2 separate regions of the Mus musculus genome follow, and region 2 is linked to region 1. The links are chromatin loops, found by intact Hi-C in ENCODE. Cell type or tissue: left cerebral cortex. All regions are shown on one strand. Each heading gives the region's core, and the rest is flanking DNA. Links, peaks and the distances in the headings are about the cores only.

Region 1 (5,392 bases), core at 64-5,063:
ATAAGTGCTCAGAATATTTTTTTGGCATATTAGATGCAGACAATGAAATCAATGTTAACTTCTTCACTTAGATCATTGAATGGAGGTAAATTAGCATAATATACACATATTTTGAATGCACATTAAAGAGTGTCAAAAATGTACACACTCATGTAACTGGTACTCAAGTCACATTATGTGTATATCTTTATGCACATTTTTATGTTCATCTTTCACTCCTTGATCTCAAGAAGGTTAACATGCAATTCATTTCATTTAGCATGTCATTATTTTGCAAAATAATTTTAATGGAATCATATACTACTGATTTTGTGTATGTGTGTGTGCACGCGCTTTGTGTATGTTTATAAAGATAGTATAATATTAGAAGGATTCATTTTCTATAGAGATTCCAGAATACATACATACATATATATATATATACAGAGAGAGAATATTCTTCTGAATAACTTCCCATTGAATTAGTAATTTAAAGAAAATAATTCCCATTTTCTCTTCCTGAAGGCTGAGCTGTTTTCAGTTCTCACTATTGCAAATAATACTAATATGAATATCCTGATTGCTGACCACATGTTGGAACAGTCTCTAATCCCAATACCAGCTGGAAAACACAACTCTACTTGATGGAGTAGAAAAAAAAATATAAGAAACAAAAAATTAAACAAAGTAATTTTAAAGTTGAACAAGAAGATACGGATGTGTTGTGTGAGTAGAAAGTGGAGGACATGAAGGAGTGAATACATTCAAGTATATACAAGTCTCAATGAATCAATGAAAACAGGCTCATATCATTATTCAAAAAAATTGGTTTTTTTGGTTATATTTTTCTATTTCTTTCCATTGATCTGCATTCGATAGGTTTTAGCAATTAGAAGGGTAATTTACTTTTTCCAAAGAGTCCATTCTTCTTGCAAAAATAGCCCTTGTGCTTTTACTCCTTAGCAGTCTGCTAATTCCAGTAGTTCAACATTCTCATTAATAGTTGGTGTTGTAAGACTTTCTAAACTGTTCTTTAGTCATCCTTTTTGCTGAATATAAACACAATTTTGGATTTAATTGTAATTTTGAATGGCAAATTGAGAAACTTCATTATGCTTTTTATTCATGCTTCATTGTTTGATACCTGTTCAAACAATAAATATGTTAAAATTAGATTTGGGATCACTATATCAACTCACGCATACTCATTATAAGCAGTCCTTTAAAAAATATATATATATTGTTTTTGCCTCTGACATATTTACCACTAAAAATAAAAATTCAAATACTTATTTTTTATGAAATTCAATGGGTATTAATTATATATACCTTATTGAATAATTTTTGTACCGTCAAAATTTTTCTTATGCTTACACTTGAAATTTTCTTTTTTAAAAACTTTTTTATTAGATATTTTCTTCATTTACATTTCAAATGCTATCCCAAAAGTCCCCTATACCTTCCCCCCCACCCTACTCCCCTACCCAGCCACTCCCACTTCTTGGCCCTGGCGTTCCCCTGTACTGGGGCATATAAAGTTTGCAAGACTTGTTGCTTTACCCTATTTTCTTTCTTTCTTTTTTTTTAATACTTTTTATGTGTGTGTGTTACTTTTCTTATTTTAAAACGGCATTAAATACCTTGTTATAGATTAAAAATCTAGATATGTTATCTACTAACTGCAATCTACTCAAGATATTTTCTTTGTATTAAGTTTATTGTCAATTTTCCACATATTTTGATCACTTTCTCAAATTTTTTAATCCTGATGTTAATAAAACTATGCTCATTAATCTGATATTCTAATCATATTAGACAATGCATTTTTAGTTGCATATTTTTGTGAATAGAAAGCAATACCTAGGATTGAGCCTCAGGCATTATTTCTTCTAGCAAGTGTTCTGCCATCTAGTTATATTCCAAACCCTCTTTTTCCTGGGATTTTTTTCCCCTAGAAATGCTTATTAACATATAAGTTAATATTCATCTCTGCTACATTATTATGGATTTTTAGTTTTCCTATTAATTAGTAAGAAGAGTGCTAAAAGTCTTTAAGGTTAGGATTTAATTGTGACCTTTTGGCATGGTATTTGAAATCATGTTTTTAGGTTCTTGTATAATAACATGTCCACACATTGGATAAAAGGAAACTTTTCATTCTGAGACATTATTTTTGACGATCCTCCTAGACTTCAGTTCCATTTTATGTGTTATTAATGCAGGCCCATCTGCTGGGGTAGATATACGATTTTTTTCTGGCACATTGATATTTTGTCTTTCACCTCCAACCTTATCTGTGTCTTTGAAAAGTTTGCGTTTTGCAAATAGCTTATGATTACAACTTCAATACCCAGCTGCTGAAAGTCTCTATGTGCGTCCTTGTTTACAGTCATTTGATAGTAGTATGCAGTCCATTTTTGAATTAGCATAAATTAATGACATTGACGCCCATGATTTATCTCTCCATGCCTCTTTCCTCCCTCTTTTTTCCCTTTCTTCTGATTTACTTCCTCTTCATATCTTCTGCTTTAATTATGCTTTAATTTAATGAGCTTAGATTCCTTTGGAACATTTCATGTGTGTTGAGTCCTAGCCATTTAGAAATATTTGTTTATAATTTTCCTCTGATAGGTGTCCAGGAGATTAATATATTTACTCTAAGACAGTTTTAAACTTTGTACTTATGGATATCTAGCATATGATAAAAGAAAAAACTTTATGATAAAACTTTAGATCTAAAACACCTCTCAGCATCCATACTGCCATGCCAATGCATGTATGTATACATGATGTAATTCCTACTCTGTATCTGGATTTCTTTTCATTCTAAGCCTTCAAGACACTTTTGGAGAGTTAAAATATGGGAAATAAATGCAGTCTATATTTACCACGTGTGCATCATTACCCAAGTCCTCACTTCTTGGTGATTCAAACCTCCAGATGGCATTATTTTCGCATCAGCATGAGAACTGCTTTTAGTTTTCATGTTTAAATTGGCTGGCAATAAATTCTCTCAGATTTGGTTTACAAAAGAAGTGTGTATTTTATTTTATTTGAAAAATGTTTTCACTGGAGAGAAAATACTTGGATAAAAGTTATGGGATTTTTTTAATGTTTTATTTTTCTTGTTTCACTTAAAAATATGTTTATGTGTGCCCTTCATTATAATTACCTTTTTTTAATCAATAGATTTTGCTATAGGAAACTTTGAAGAATATAGTTGTCTTAATTAAATCTTGAAAACAGCAGAAAAAAATAATTTTGAGGAGGGGGTGTGTGTAGGCCCATAGTTCTATTAACGTAATATATCTACTAGGCTTGGACATAAAAATACACATGCAGTTTAATAAACACATATATCTTTTAGAAATCTGTGTTGACTTGTGATATTAGCTTGGTAACTGACACAATATAAATGCATCACAAGGTTATGACATTGAATATATGTCCCACAAATTTAATGTGTATAGAGAAGATGGGAAAATGTAAACTAGTCCACTTGTGCTAGGAAGCTAAGAAATATTGAAAATGAGCAACATTGTGTGGAAAGAATACATGAAAACGTGGGTCTTGAAGGCCAAGGATGGACAGGAAGATGAAATGAAATGCACACAGATGGCAGATAATACAAATCATTACAATAATCATAATATTGGTGTTGATTGTTAGTGTTTACAATGCGACTTAACAGTGAATAAAGGGTTACTGTCAATAACAAGAATACTTTTTGTGACATTATTGAGAGTGCAATTATTTGATTATGTTTAAAAGAAACATGAAAAAAATTGTGGAAAATAAATATAAGCAAGTTTGTAGTAGAAATGTTTCTCTCTGTAGCAGTACTGCCTGTGTTGGCTGCAACACTTTTGAAAGTGGTTCCTGAACATTGCCTGGTCAGCAGGATAGACTTAGCCCTAAGCAAGAGCTGCTAGTGAGCTGGCCCCAAGGGTGTGGAAGGTTTGCCACAACAACATGAAAGAAGGGAGTGTTGTTTGTATATGAATAAGTTAAATAGGTGAGGAGAGATGAAGCCTACAATGGAAGTTGTTATTTCTATGTCTGGTGTTTGTAATGATAATAAAGTTAACTCCCAAATTCTATGTGAGGAGATTTTTTAAAATACATTTTTAATATATTAAAAATATTATATGCCTATGTATACTTATTGAAACAAATATTTTTAAATCTTACCTGCATTTTATTAGATATTTTCTTTATTTATATTTCAAATGTTATCTCCTTTCCTGGCTTACCCTCAGAAAAACTCTCTATACAGTCCCTTCTCCCCCACCTACTCCTGCTTCCTGGCCCTGCCATTCCCCTATACAGGAATCATCCAACCTTCTCAGGGCCAAGGGCCTCTCCTCCCATTGATGACCAACTAGGCCATCCTCTGCTACATATGCAGCTAGAGACATGAGTCCCACCATGTGTTTTCTTTGGTTGGTGGTTTAGTCCCAGATACCTCTGGGGGTACTGGTTAGTTCATATTGTTCCTCCTACAGAGCTGCAAACCACTTCAGCTCCTTGGGTACTTTCTCTAGCTCCTTCATTGGGGACCTTGTACTCCATCCAATGGATGCTTGTGAGCATCCACTTCCATATTTGTCAGGCACTGGAAGAGCCTCACAGGAGACAGCCATATCACACTCCTGTCAGCAAGCTCTTGTTGGCATCCACCACAGTGCCTGGGTTTGCTGATTGCTTATTGGATGCATCTCCAGGTGGGGCAGTCTCTGGATGGTCATTGCTGCAGTCTCTGCTCCACAATTTGTCTCTGTAAGTCCTTCCATGGATATTTTGCCCTTCTAAGAAGGATCAAAGTATCCAAACCTTGGTCTTCCTTCTTCTTTTGTTTTATGTGTTATGTGTTTTGTGAATTGTATCTTGGCTATTCTGAGCTTCTTGGCTAATATTCATTTATCAGTGAGTGCATATTATGTGTGTTCTTTTTTTATTGGGTTACTTGATGAGATTTCTTACTTACTTTTGTTTCCTTAAATGCATCATATACAAGGAAAGTAGCTGAATGTGAAGATGGCAATAGACAGTTTGGGGGATTGAAAAGGACATAAAAGCCACCTAACTAGACATATAGCTATATTAAAGGCTGCTCAGGATCAGCAAATACAGAAAGGTCATACAATATCATCAGGGATACACTGAAACTGATATATGCACAGATAAAGTACAGCAAACCTGCATATCTCTTTATTTCCTAAATCACTGAGCTGCTGATGGACAGAATAGAACTGGACTAAGAACTTCATATCACCATGCCTTGTGCTTTGCCATATGAATCCAATGAAGGGATAAAAGAGTGAGAAAGTTAATGTAATGGTAAGTCACATAGTGTAAGTCGCTAGAGACTGAGAATGCAAAAGAAGAGAGAAATACGGTTAGGGCATTGGGC
Region 2 (5,392 bases), core at 255-5,254, 1.1 Mb before region 1:
TCACCTTCTATTCTCCCCTTTCCCAGAGGTCATAGTTATTTTAATCGACAGATGTAAAATTGACAGAATAGAGATATTCTCTCTACAGCTTTGGGTTTTATACTTGAAGTAGCCACATAGTCATTGGCTGGTAAGGTGTCTGTAGCACACACCTTCCACGCACAGGCACTGGAGCCTGCAGGAGCAGCTTTGCTTTCCCTAGCCTTTTCCTTGGCTGCACAGATCACAGGAGGTGCCTCTGCTTCAATTGTCCTCCTACATTGTCTGTCATGATGAAAAATGACCAGTTATTATTTCCTATCTTTGTGTTTGGAGAGCCACAAAAAAAAAATCACTAGCCACGTAAAAATAGCTGCTGTTATTGTAACAGCCTTTTCATTGATGTACTTAAGTGCGCCGCATTTGGCATCGATTGCTAGCATCAGTCTTGGGGAGGACATACTGTATGGAAAGCAAACGTAATGGTGGGAGCAGTACCATCCGGCTGCAGCATGCTGAGTTGTGTCCCCGGAGCTGGAGAGGGAGTGTGTTTGGGTTACAGAGGTATCTTGCCTGGCAGAGTAATCATGCACCTGCAAACATATTTTTCAAGAATATCACCCAATAAAGCAATTCCTGACATCGGATTGCTGGGTTTTCTAACAGGAGACATTTGAAATTTTCACTACCAATTTGACATTCAGTGGACTTTTTCATTCTCTGTCTTTCCATATTTTTAGTCATCCGCAGCAATTGGTACTTAAATGCAAAAAACAAATCAATATTGAAGGTTCTGTTATGTCTTAAATGGGTCCTGTAATGCAGGAAAAGAGCTATTAATCTCTTTCCCTTTTCTTCCTTTCTGCAGGTCTTTTATGATATCCTCTCCCTCCAGGCTCTATGCTTGAGTTGTTTCCTCCCACTCTTTTTCCTTCAAAAAACAAAAGTGAAAGCTGAGGGCCATTGACATTGAAAACAAGGTGCTAAGCATTGTGGGAAATCAAATACTAATCAGGCCTTTAGAGAAGCCTACTGGTCCAGAATTCATACATTTATATGTGTTAATATAAACTAAAAAGCAGATTAAATTGCAAAGAGGTCAGGGAGAGCAGAAAGAAATAGAGGGGCAGAGCTTTGCTTATTTTAACTTAGATCTTGGAACAGCAGAAGGTGAGACCACCCTTTTCTCCTGGTAGAACGTGTGTCTAAGGAATAGAATCTATCCCATGTTCAAGACTGTCTCATCTTCAAGCCAGTGCATTTTATTTACATCGCAGAGATTTTTGCATATGACTCAGGTTTAAACTCAGGACCAGCACACACTGGCTACTAATGTGCTTAAATTCTTCAAAGTTTCGTTATCTCTCTCATAAACCAAAGACTACCAGGATAATTGTAAGCTTTGTTGTGAGATCCTGTGTGTAACGCAGCCCAGAAATCACACATCCACACCCTCTTTTCCCACCCTCAATTCAGTATTCATTGAAGGAAAATCACAGGCACTATTGGAAACCACAAACCCATTTAACAGGTGCAAAGAAATGCATTCTGGCCGGCAGTATGTCTCAAAGGATAGTAACAGCTCAGTTTGGCAGAGAAACAAACTCAACGCAGTAGGTAGGGTTCTTAGAATAATAATCCCAACTGTTAACAAAAGAATCTATCTGCAGGTCCTCTTGAGCAGGCAATTTACATGGAGAACCCCAGAAACTCAGACTTGGTAAATGCTACTCATCCTATAAGGTATATTGTACAATCAGAATGTTCTCTTCTCCTCTAGAGGATGCCCCACAGTCCTCTATCATTTCCTTTCCAAATTTGACCTCCTACTACTTATAAGTTTTAGACACTGTAGCTCAGAAAATAAACCATATGTGCTCAGTGCTACATAGCCAGCTGATAGTAATGACCATGCAAAAAGGAAGCATGTCCTGAAAAGAAAGAGAATGATTTATCTGTCAATTAAAGAGAACTCTCTGAGTAAATCTGAGGTCACTTTCAATGTGGGATAATCATGCCATTATTCTACTTACATGGGACAATGAAGCAGGCAGTTTTCCACCTTTCTCTGTAAGGGATAACATTCTACCAACAAGTGTCTGAGAGTGTGCAATAGAAACTCATGCAGTGAATTATTACATCATGCAGGAACCAGCCATCTAGAAGTGTGGACGAGACATGTTTCACGAGCAAAATGGTAATACAAAATTAAGGGAGGAGGGGGAGAGATGGAAAGAAAGGTGCTGGGTCAAAGGTGAGGGAGAAAAGACACAAGTGGCTGAGAAAGATGGGCTAACTATCTAAAAGGAAAACACAATTAGAGAAAGAAGATCTAATATAAATATGAGAGAGAGAGAGAAAGAGAGAGAGAGAGATCCAATCAGGGAAATGCCTTGTTCCTTCTGCCAGCAACCAGCAGCAGGGGGCATCAGAACTCCATGGAATGTTAGGAGATTGCCAGTGTAGAGAAAGAAAGGAGAAAGAAGAAATAGGAAATAAGAGAATAAGAGAACAGGGCTGAAAAATCTTCCTCATAGTTTTGTATTCAGAGAGAGAAGGGTTGTTATTCCTGGGGCCCTGTGTTTAGGAGTCCAGAAAATTCTCTCAGGTGTATTCCAGCATGCTCATTATTGTCATGGAAGGCATGTGAAGGTCTGTTTAACCTGATAGCAAAGACTGTGCTTAAGGGAAGTTTCAGACGCTTGGGCACTGTATTAGGTAGAACGTAGTCAGTTGCAAAGGGAATACATAAGTGGAACATGCTTACAGTGACACCTGGTTTATGTCACCTTCTCCCAAAACAGAATTGTTCCGACTTTAACAGGTTTGCTCCTAGATGAGGAAGTGGGAGGGGGTAAAATGCATTTTGGGAAGGCAAGATTACCAGATGGATGGTAGAGCACTGATTTGATTGTTTGTTTTGTCTTTATCTTCCCATCAGTCTTTTCCTGCCAGCCTTTTCTAATGTTCTCTACTTTTAAGGGAGATGAACACTGAATCCAAATCCTCCGAGGCACATGCTCTAGCACTAAGCCACATCCTTAGTCCATGCCAACCTTCGAGGAGGAAGCTCAGAGTTAAACTGGGGAGCCTTTCTTACCAGAGGTAACCAATAATTAAGATCTACTTCTAATGTAAAAGGACAGCAGCAGAGGTTTTGCATCCCTGAAGATGGGGAAGGAAATATTCAAATACAAGGACCTATTATCAGAAGGAAGTATTAAATTAAAGGTCGCTGAAGCCATGTCCATTTAAGCTTATTAAGGATGCCTGAAGACTTAAGTTGCTTGAGCTAGCCTTGGCTTCTTTTGTGCTTTCATCAGAAGGCAGTGGCTGTACTTGTTTTGCTCTCTCCAGGACTAGTGATGGTGAACTGAACAGAGAGCAAAGCATTATGCTTTCCACGAGAAAACTAAAAATAAGATGAAGGGGGGGGGGCAATATGTGAATTCAGACCACTGAGTTCTAGTCTTGACCATGGCATTGAGCAAAGAATAGCAATCTTTACCACTCACCATTTACAAAACAACAACAACAACAACAAAAACCGGAGAATGTAATTAAGTTAGTGAATTTTGTAAACTCCATGAGGTCCTCTCTCTTTTGAAAGAGAGTAAGGATGGGTGCTTTACTGTTCTTATTGACAGAAGGTTCATATATCTTAACACTCCTTCCTGAGACAAGCTATACCAGCACCAGGTGTGTTTGGGTAAGTGAGGGGACAAACCAAACAATGCTTATAGACTGATGCAATTGTAGAGCTATATTACAGAGCGATATTTTGCGATTACTGAAACATAAAAGACACTAAATAAACCCTATTCTGGGATGCCAATAAGGTGACTGTGATGACCAATGGCCCTTACTTCATTATAATTTCATTTCCATATCACTAACTTTGCAAAATACTCCCACCATATACTTTATAAATCCCATATAAAGACAAAAGGGAGGGAAAAGAAATAAACACTGTTCAGAATAATCCTTCTCCGAACTGCAGCGTTATGTAGAAGAAGCTGTCCAAAGTCCTAGCTATACAACACTGCTCTGAGAACGCAGCACTTGCCTCTGTAGTTGTGGCCATTTTTCCTGAAAGAAACTTCCTCCAGTTCCTTATTTTCCCTCATTTTCATTTTTTTAATGGATCTAAGAAACTAGAAACACTGGATAGAGGTCTAAATCTGCTATATTTTTGAGACATCCCCAGTCTCTACAACTACAGTATTCTCACAGACCCCTTAATATGAAATTCTGGGTTAGATCATCTTCAAGGTGATATCTGACTCAATTCAACTGAATTTTAAACAGAGCTGTGTTCTCAGATAGAACAGAAAAATCTGTGTATTAAGCAGATATCTCTCCGTTTGCTTAAAGCGCTTCCCCAGAAACACCATGCATGTTTTTCACTATCTCTTTCCCCTAGCTGACTCCTCTCCTCTCCCCTTTTCTTTTTCCAACTCCTCATCTTCCCTCCACTACAGGTAGTCAAGAGTAAGTGTGATTGAAGCCCCTTCTCAATCTGTGTTAGCTGCGGGAAGTGTTGCTATCAGGAAAATGGATGGGACATATATCATTTCTTATCTGCATCTGAAAGAACTTAAATGATTTCTTTCCTCTAACCAAAATAAATCAAAGGAGAGGAAACTTAATTGTAGTCACCAGGTGGTGAATTCAATACATCCACACGAGCCTCTGTGCTGGCACTGGGACATGGGCACCGTCTGTCTCTCCAGGCAGAAGGATAATGGGATTGCAAGAGTCTGGAGAGGGAGAACTCTAGGGATTAGAGCAGTAGCTCCCTGGAGAGAAGAGAACAACCAGACAGGGCCTATTAAATGGAAAGGCCAGAGAAACATTGCCTCTTGTCAGGGCTGGCTCCTTTGTGAGTAGTTTCAGGAAAGCACTCCTGGGGGTTGCTCCCAGAGGCACTGCCCACACAAGGTGAGGAGGGAGCCCGCACACTGATCATTTCCCTCTTCTCAGTGTGTTTGGTTCAACAGCGGACAAAGTTCACACTCAGAATTCAGCCATCTACAACTGAAGTTGACCCTGCTAATTGTTGAAGAGTTTCCATGAATGAGTAGGTAGCAGATGCCAAGAAGAGGCAGAACACTGCTCTAGGTTCTGGACAGGTATCCGGGGAGGGTGGGGAGGAGAGGTAAGCAGCATCCATTTCCTCAAAATTTACTTAAGAAAAATGAAAATATAAATACACACAAAAACACTTGTAAACAAATGATCATGTTGCATTTAAATCAACAACAATCCAGCCAATCCAAAGGCAATGGACAGATCATTATCCCCATTACATGGGAACTATGTTTCCTATTAAAAGAACAGCAGGACTTCAGCAAAACACTTAAAAAGTCAAAGTATTTTTGAAGAAAAATACAATCAGTTACATTTTATATGA

What was found. A loop is a pair of places that touch in the nucleus more often than their neighbours do. Peaks named below come from ENCODE experiments on the same cell type or tissue, not always from the same donor. Only the 100,000 strongest peaks of a DNase experiment are listed, where the experiment ranks them.
Region 2: it touches region 1 in a loop (4-fold over the local background); 2 of 42 quality-filtered maps call a loop at or near these places.

Annotation. Positions count from the first base shown.
Region 1 is chr4:68,008,667-68,014,058 of GRCm38, forward strand. No RefSeq gene overlaps it. Among named protein-coding and RNA genes, the nearest start is that of Gm23738, 170 kb to the right of the region's middle. In left cerebral cortex, for the core only: no CTCF peak of the experiment used is centred there; a DNase peak (open chromatin) is centred at 2,907.
Region 2 is chr4:66,921,405-66,926,796 of GRCm38, forward strand. No RefSeq gene overlaps it. Among named protein-coding and RNA genes, the nearest start is that of Tlr4, 97 kb to the left of the region's middle. In left cerebral cortex, for the core only: a CTCF peak has its summit at 2,403 (motif pointing right); DNase peaks (open chromatin) are centred at 2,410 and 4,910.